Regions from separate parts of the Homo sapiens genome. Here regions 1 and 3 are each linked to region 2. Evidence: read pairs that join two places in POLR2A ChIA-PET (ENCODE). Cell type or tissue: Caco-2. All regions are shown on one strand. Region 1 holds the start of CACNA1G (calcium voltage-gated channel subunit alpha1 G). Region 2 overlaps CACNA1G (calcium voltage-gated channel subunit alpha1 G). Region 3 holds the start of LUC7L3 (LUC7 like 3 pre-mRNA splicing factor).

Region 1 (2,500 bases), 68 kb before region 2:
ACCCTCTGCGGTGGCGGGAGGTGCGCGGGGGCTGCGTGGGTGGTGCAGCCTTAGGAGAGTGAACAACGCCCAGGGGTGATGGCCTCAGCAAAGTGAGGGGTGGTGATGGAGGTCATCCGACCCATCCCGCCGCCTCTCCGCAGTGGCGCAAGCGCCCCAAAATCTCCGGAGAGGGAACTGACTGACCCACTAGGTTCCGCCGTGTCTACCTCTCGCAGATGTTGGGGAAGTGCTTCCCGGCGTCTAATCCTCGCTGTTCCCCCCTCCACCGGCGCCCAGCACACCCGCGGCGCTCCGCTCCCGGGTACCCACAGCTTTCTGGAGTGGCGCCGGCGGCAGGAGAGAGCTAGAGCCGACTGAGCCCCAGAACTCGGGGAGGTAGGCGGGGCAAGGGCCGGGGTCTGCGCGTGCGTGTGCACGCGTGGAAAGCACAAACCCACGAGGGCCCGCTGCCGGTAGGGTTAAGGTGAGTGAGTGAAGGCGGCAGACCCGCGAAGTTCCAGTTCCGCGGACACTCTTTCCCTAAGCCACATAGGGACTTAAGAGAAACTGAGGCACGAAGTTGGGGGGTGGCGGTGGTGGGGACTTTGAAGGTCGAGTCGATAAAGCCCAGCTCTGTGCTTCCGCCCCCTCCCACACACTCGAGACCCCCACAGGTTCCTTCTTAGGGGTCCTCGCTCTGCTCCGCAGCCCCTCCTGGGGATCCGGGCTCTGCGGTCCAGCGCGACCTGCCTGGGGCCACGTGTTCAAGCACGAAGCCCCTGCGTGGAGTCCACGCCCTTCAAAAGGTCCCTAGGGGCAAAGGGATGAAGCCCAGGAGCGTCAATGTGAGGTCAGGTCCAGCGGGTTAGGGTTACGAGGTCAGGGTCGAAGTCTCAGAATTGACTCGGGAGTATGACCAATAAGCCCAAGAGATTTGTGGAGGCCACGCCCAGACCATGCCTACCCTAGCCTTTCTCGAGCTCCGCCCGTTTCTCCAAGACTGGGCCCCTCCAGCCTGAAGCCCCACCCCCAGGACATCCAGCTCCGCTCCTTCCCTCCCCCAGTCCCGCAGCCAAGCTCAACTCCAGGGTGGGAGATTAACCAGGTGGAGACCTGGGATTTCGCTCTGGGACCCCCTGGTGACAACCCTCACCCCCGTGCCGCCTGTCTCCTTTCTTCCCCAGGCCCGCCCAGAGCTGAGCTCCGTCCTCCGGCTGCTGCCCAAATCAGGGGTCGTGGACAAAGGATGCCTGGGGCCTGCGGCCCTACGCCAGGACCCCGCGCCGAATACTCTGATTCTTCGGGCTCCCTCCAAGGGAGTCCCAAAGACCCCAATGGCCAATAGGAAAGTGGGTTCGGTCTGGGCAGCAGTCTGATTGGCTCCAGCCTTCGGGAGCGGACCCAGGGGCAAGGGGAGGGGAGAGGGGCGGTCCTGGGTTTTGGGGTGGGAATCGGATTCCAGCTGTGGTTCTCTCCCTGCGCTCCCGCCCGCACTGCCACGGCGGACGGCCAATGGGCGCGCGGCTCGGGGCCGGCGGCGTCCGGCGATTGGCTGCGGGGCTGTCTGGGGGCGGGGCCGAGGCTTGAAGTTGAAGTGAGGGATCCAGCTGTGGTGTGCGCGGGGCTCCTCGCCGCCGCTTTCGCTCGCTCGCTCCGCGTCTCGGCCGGAGGAGGAGGCTGTGGCGCCGGCGACAGCTACGGCAGCGGCAGCCACCGCGGCGGCTGCGGCGGCGGCATCTCCGCCTCCACTCCCGCCCGGGACTGCCCCCCACTGTCTCCCCGCCCCTCCCGGACAGTGAGCCCGCGGCGGGGCGGGGGAAGGAGCCGCCCCCACCCCCTCCAAGCCCACCCCTAAAGAGATCCCTCCTCCCCTCCCCCGCCGCCTGGCGCGGAGCCGGGACGATGCTGACCCCTTAGATCCGGCTCCAGCTGCGCCGCGGGAAGAGGGGGCGCCCCTCCCCGGACCCCCGCCCTCCGCCGCTGCCCCCCTTTTCGTTCGCCCTCTCGGGGCGGCTTCGCCGAAGGTAGCGCCGAATCCGGCAACCGGAGCCTGGGCGCGAAGCGAAGAAGCCGGAACAAAGTGAGGGGGAGCCGGCCGGCTGGCCCGGGAAGCCCCAGGGGCGCAGGGGAAGCGGGACTCGCGCCGGGCGGGGTTTCCCTGCGCCCCGGCGCCCCGCGGGCAGCATGCCCCTGCGGGCAGGGGGAGCTGGGCTGAACTGGCCCTCCCGGGGGCTCAGCTTGCGCCCTAGAGCCCACCAGATGTGCCCCCGCCGGGGCCCCCGGGTTGCGTGAGGACACCTCCTCTGAGGGGCGCCGCTTGCCCCTCTCCGGATCGCCCGGGGCCCCGGCTGGCCAGAGGATGGACGAGGAGGAGGATGGAGCGGGCGCCGAGGAGTCGGGACAGCCCCGGAGCTTCATGCGGCTCAACGACCTGTCGGGGGCCGGGGGCCGGCCGGGGCCGGGGTCAGCAGAAAAGGACCCGGGCAGCGCGGACTCCGAGGCGGAGGGGCTGCCGTAC
Region 2 (2,500 bases):
ATATTCCCTCTTCTTGCAAAGCACAAGCTGGGACCGCGAGCACATTGCAGCCCCAACGGTGGCCCATCTTCAGCGGAGAGCGAGAACCATTTTGGAAACTGTAATGTAACTTATTTTTTCCTTTAACCTCGTCATCATTTTCTGTAGGGAAAAAAAAAAGAAAAAGAAAAAATGAGATTTTACAAGTGAAATGGAACCTTTTTATATATACATACATACATATCTATCTATCTATCTATATATATATAAAATAAAGTAATTTTCCTAAATAAAAAGCTAATCACGGTCCAGAGTAAAAGCAAAAGGGATGGAGAGTTAGGCACGTCCAGATGGCATTGATGAGAGAGAGATCCTGGAGATGGGGAGTGGGCGGCGGGGAGGGAAGCTTCAGGGCTGCCTCTTTGTGTGTGTATGAGTGTGTATGTGTTTGTGTATATGAGTGCGTGTGTGTATATGAGTGTGAGAGTGTGTGTGTCTGAGAGTGAGAGAACCTGAACCCCTTGCTGTGGAAGGCTGCACCTCTAGCCTGCCCTCCCCAGCCGTGAAGGAGAGGAGGAGCCCCTCCGCCTGGTGCAGGCTGGGGAGGCAGGGTCTCTTCTGCTGCTATCAAAGCTTTACAGCTTCCTCTAGCTAGGCAGCTCAGTGAATGGGAGTAATTCCAGATTAACTCTTATTTCTGCTGACAGCTATCAGCCGCACATTGAAAGCTGGAAATTGGCATAATGAAGCTGTTTTGGTTAATGGGGCCGACTGAGGCTGGGGGAGGTTGCCTCAGAGGCTGCAGATCTGGATCTGTGGGTTGGTGGGGGAGGGGGGAAGTGTTTCTGGGTTTTCCTTCCTGAAGCTTCAGCACGGATTTGCCACACTTCTGGCTGGATGCGTGACCTGAGCTGTCTGGACTTCAGCCTCCTGCCTTGGGGGCGGGCTTAGCTGACTGGCATTACAGGCACTGTCCGATGGGGACCTCGTCCACCTGCCCGCAATGGAATTAAACCGTGTCAACGGAGTGGGCTGTGCTTCCTGAGGATGAGAGTCCAGGGCTGGGCGTCCAGAGGCAACCTCCTGGTGGAGGTGGTAGGGTCAGAGGCCAGGTGCTGAGTGGGGAGCTGGCCCCCTGGGCGGTGATGAGCGAGCGCTCAAGATGTTTACATGCACTGCTGCTGCTGCCTGCCTAGCGGGAGCCAGTGGAGGAGGGAGGTGTGAAGGTGGCCAGGGGCAGGCAGACAGGAAGAGGGGGAGTGGCGTGGCCCAGGCCACCTGTCTGGTGCTACTGCAGACAATATTCTCTTGTCTGAAATCTTGGTGCCAAGAGGTGGTGACCATGGGTCCAGCCAGCCTGTCACCTAGCCACCTCCCAAACATCTGTCCCAATCCCACTCCCTTGAACAGCCCCCTCCCCTCGCCCCCAGGGCCTTCAAACCCCAGGATTGGATTGGGTTTTTGAAACCTCAGTGGCAACGCTCGCTCACAAACCGTCTGATCCGGTCAACTGGGAGCTGGGGGCACCAGGCTGCCGGGCGAGTGGACCTGGAGGCGTTGTCCAGCATTGTTTTCTAAGCTGGGTGAGAGCTTTTCTCATTGCTCTTTTGGACAGAACTCATACCGCTCCTTGAAGCCAAAGCCTGGTTTTATCCTTTTAGGGTGTGCAATAATGTCAAACTTTTTCCTCTGGCCTCCTTGGGTGGGGAGAGGGAGTGCTTGTAGGAGCTGCCATTTAAGATAAAAAAAGCAAAGCTGTACAAAATTCCTAGAGTTCTGTCACCTGGATCTGCAGACTAAGCTTTTATATTTTTGTAGAATTCTATAGCTGTCTATTCCCTAATGACGTTGGAGGGTATGGGGAGGGGGTTCTGGGATCTTTCATTCTCCTAGTGGTTAGAAGATTCTGGGTCAAGGTGAAGCCAGAGAGCTGGACTCCTACCCCTCCCCACTCTTCCAGCACCCCCTCTCCCCGCTCCCGACCACCAGCCCAGCAGCACTAGAGTACTGGAGAGTTGCTTAGGTTGAGTCTTAGCATGCCTGGTTCTTTGTGCGTTCCTCTTCCCCTGGCCTCCTCTTCCCAGTAGGGACCAAGGAATTTGGGGTGAACTTACTATGCTTTTGGGTTGCTCTGTAGAGATCTGCAGGGACCAGCCCAGTGAAAACAAAAAGGTTCCCCTATTCCCTCCCCAGCAGCCCTCTCTGTGGCCTGGAGGGTTTCTCTGGAAGAGGGCAGTGCCTGGAGGGGAGCCTCTGGATAGTGATGTGGAAATATTAACAACAGAGTCAAAGCGGGTATTTTGGGGTAGTCGGGGAGAAAACTGTGACCTCTCCCCCCAATGATGTAAAATCTTTATCAATGATGGAAACTGTTGTGTCTCATTAAAAGGGTTTTGAGGTGGAAAAGCAGCTGCCGCTGGATCTTAATAATAATATCAAACTGCTAACCTCATGCTGCTTGTCTGGGTGGTTATTTGATGCTGCTCTGGGATACATAAGGGGTGGGGGTAGGGGGTGGAGA
Region 3 (2,500 bases), 91 kb after region 2:
GACCGGGCGCGGTGGTTCACGCCTGTAATCCCAACACTTTGGGAGGCTGAGGTGGGTGGATTATTTGAGCTCAGGAGTTCAAGACCAGCCTGGGCAACTTGGCGAAACCCCGTCTCTACCAAAAATACAAAAACTTAGCCGGGCGTGGTGGCATGCGCCTGTAGTCCCAGCTACTGGGGAGGTTGAGGCGAGGGGGTCGCCTGAGCCCGGGAGGTTGAAGCTGCAGTGAGCTGAGATCGTGCCATTGCACTCCAGCCTGGGTGACAGGGCCAGACCCAGTCCCCCCAAAAATAAAAGTGTTGGGCTTGTTATCAATGTGTAGTGCCTTACATTGTATAAACTCATTTAATCTTCACAATAGCATCGTGGCTGGGGGCCGGGGGAGGACTATTGTAAACCCCATTTTACAGAAAAGGAAACAAAGGCACAGAGCGGCAGAGCTGGGATTACGAACCCAGGCAATCTGGCTTTAGAGACCATACCCTTAACTGTGCTAAAGCATTATCCCAACATACGTTGATATATTTGTGACTTTATTTCTTCAGCGATTATCTCCCCTCGCCAATGCACAGGTCTGCGGGAGCATGGACTGTCTGAAAGGTTCTGAGTTTAGCTTTAAGCACAGTGCCTGGCACATACCATTTGTTGAATAAATGGATCTACCTATCTATATATATGTGTGTGTGTGTGTGTGTATGTGTGTGTGTGTGTGTGTGTGTATATATATATATATATATATATATATTTTTTTTTTTTTTTTTTTTTTTTTTGAGATGGAGTTTTGCTCTTGTTGTCCAGACTGGAGTGCAATGGCGCGATCTCGGCTCACCGCGACCTCCGCCTCCCGGGTTCAAGCGATTCTCCAGCCTCAGCCCCCTGAGTAGTTGGGATTACAGGCATGCGCCACCACGCCAACCTAATTTTGTATTTTTAGTGGAGACGGGGTTTCTCCATGTTGGTCAGGCTGATCTCGAACTCCCGACCTCAGGTGATCCGCCCGCTTCGGCCTCCCAAAGTGCTGTGATTACAGGCGTGAGCCACCTCACCTGGCCTACTGGATCAATATCTTTTTAAAAAATTCCACACTGGGAGACATTTGGTGTAGGACTGAATCCCCGTATTTTAGAAGCCGCCTTGTCTCTTCTTGCCTCGATTTCCCATCCTGTTAATCAGGAGACTCAGGGCGGGAGGACAAAGCCAGGTGCAAGAGGCGTGAGCACAGCGACTAGGAAAATGGAGTCGGAAGCCGTAATCTTCAGTTTCCTCCGCTGCATGAGGCACCATGTGCACCACGTGGACTAAAGGAGACACTTTCTCCATTTTGAAGCGGTGTCCAGGCTTCAAGACCTAGGCTCCAATTTCTCACCGTGAAGAAGCTCGGGAAAACCGGGCGCTTGGGGAGGCGCGCGGGCAGAGGCTACCCGTCCCCGCGGCCTCTAGACAGGGGCGGAGTCCCTACCCGGCCTCCGCGGGCCCCGCCCCCGGACGGCGGAAGCCGAGCTCGCCCTCTCCGCCCGGGCCTGGGCGTGTCCCACGGGCGCACGGCATGCTGGGAAGGCGTCCGCGCGGCGGCCATTTTGTCTTGTCGGCTCCTGTGTGTAGGAGGGATTTCGGCCTGAGAGCGGGCCGAGGAGATTGGCGACGGTGTCGCCCGTGTTTTCGTTGGCGGGTGCCTGGGCTGGTGGGAACAGCCGCCCGAAGGAAGCACCATGATTTCGGCCGCGCAGTTGTTGGATGAGTTAATGGGCCGGGACCGAAACCTAGCCCCGGACGAGAAGCGCAGCAACGTGCGGTGGGACCACGAGAGCGTAAGTCCCGCGGGCCTTGGCCTGAGCCCGGGCTCCGTGGGGGAGGGGAGCGGGCGCGGGCTGTGGCCCTCCTGGCCGCGGCGCGATGTGGCCAGGGCCGCACCCGGGGTCGAGCGTCTGACCCGGTGCCCATGGAGCCAGGAGGGAGGATGCTGTCCGGACCCGGGGATGGGGGTGATTTGGTTTTGTTGTTCTAGTATCAAGGGGGTCCGGGAGAGCCCTTGGCATAATTGAAAAGCACCTTGATGAGGCGGGGAAACGCGGGAAAGAAGGATAGCAGCGTCTTATTAAATCTAGCGGCTCCGAGGTTTCACCTCATTATGAAATAGGGAGAAGGGCACATTTTTCTATAGTTTGGGTTGAACGTCGTATTTAGACTAAAATTTCTGACCAGGATTCATGGTAAAAATCGTGGCGGTATTTTATTTAAGTAATTACAGCATGACGCTTATACGGGGAAATAGAAATGTAAAAGAAGTCGTTTACTTGTTAGGGTTTACCGTGATGATTTACAAGTATTGTTCGTTAACAGTATTCTAAGAAGTCCCTTATAGAGGCAGCTGTCAAGGTTTTTTCTTCCACATAAAACTCATTTGATGCTCTTAGCCCGGGGAGTAAAGGTAAATATTATAACCCCAGTTTCACTGGTGAGACTTAAAAAGGCTCACCCAAAGTCTTGGCAACTGAGGAAA

Evidence for each region. ChIA-PET counts read pairs that join two places held together with the same protein. Peaks named below come from ENCODE experiments on the same cell type or tissue, not always from the same donor. Only the 100,000 strongest peaks of a DNase experiment are listed, where the experiment ranks them.
Region 1: POLR2A ChIA-PET joins it to region 2 with 12 read pairs; 18 of 35 experiments call an interaction of 5 or more read pairs at or near these places.
Region 3: POLR2A ChIA-PET joins it to region 2 with 11 read pairs; 15 of 35 experiments call an interaction of 5 or more read pairs at or near these places.

What each region holds. Positions count from the first base shown.
Region 1 is chr17:50,559,119-50,561,618 of GRCh38, forward strand. CACNA1G (calcium voltage-gated channel subunit alpha1 G) reads left to right here and starts at 1,597. Exons shown (of 38, transcript NM_018896.5): 1 at 1,597-2,500. The coding sequence starts at 2,342. All of the region lies in intron 1 of CACNA1G-AS1 (CACNA1G antisense RNA 1), which reads right to left. RefSeq lists an enhancer at 1,147-1,196 and a silencer at 1,417-1,796. In Caco-2, no CTCF peak of the experiment used is centred here; DNase peaks (open chromatin) are centred at 953 and 1,503; H3K4me3 peaks cover 1,864 bases.
Region 2 is chr17:50,627,200-50,629,699 of GRCh38, forward strand. CACNA1G (calcium voltage-gated channel subunit alpha1 G) reads left to right here. Exons shown (of 38, transcript NM_018896.5): 38 at 1-275. It overlaps LOC101927253 (a long non-coding RNA gene), which reads right to left. Exons shown (of 2, transcript XR_243718.2): 2 at 1-141. Among named protein-coding and RNA genes, the nearest start is that of ABCC3, 6.4 kb to the right of the region's middle. In Caco-2, CTCF peaks have their summits at 1,083 and 1,282; a DNase peak (open chromatin) is centred at 1,002; H3K4me3 peaks cover 1,055 bases.
Region 3 is chr17:50,718,024-50,720,523 of GRCh38, forward strand. LUC7L3 (LUC7 like 3 pre-mRNA splicing factor) reads left to right here and starts at 1,580. Exons shown (of 10, transcript NM_016424.5): 1 at 1,580-1,808. The coding sequence starts at 1,710. RefSeq lists silencers at 1,287-1,516, 1,857-1,916 and an enhancer at 1,547-1,686. In Caco-2, no CTCF peak of the experiment used is centred here; a DNase peak (open chromatin) is centred at 1,518; H3K4me3 peaks cover 1,715 bases.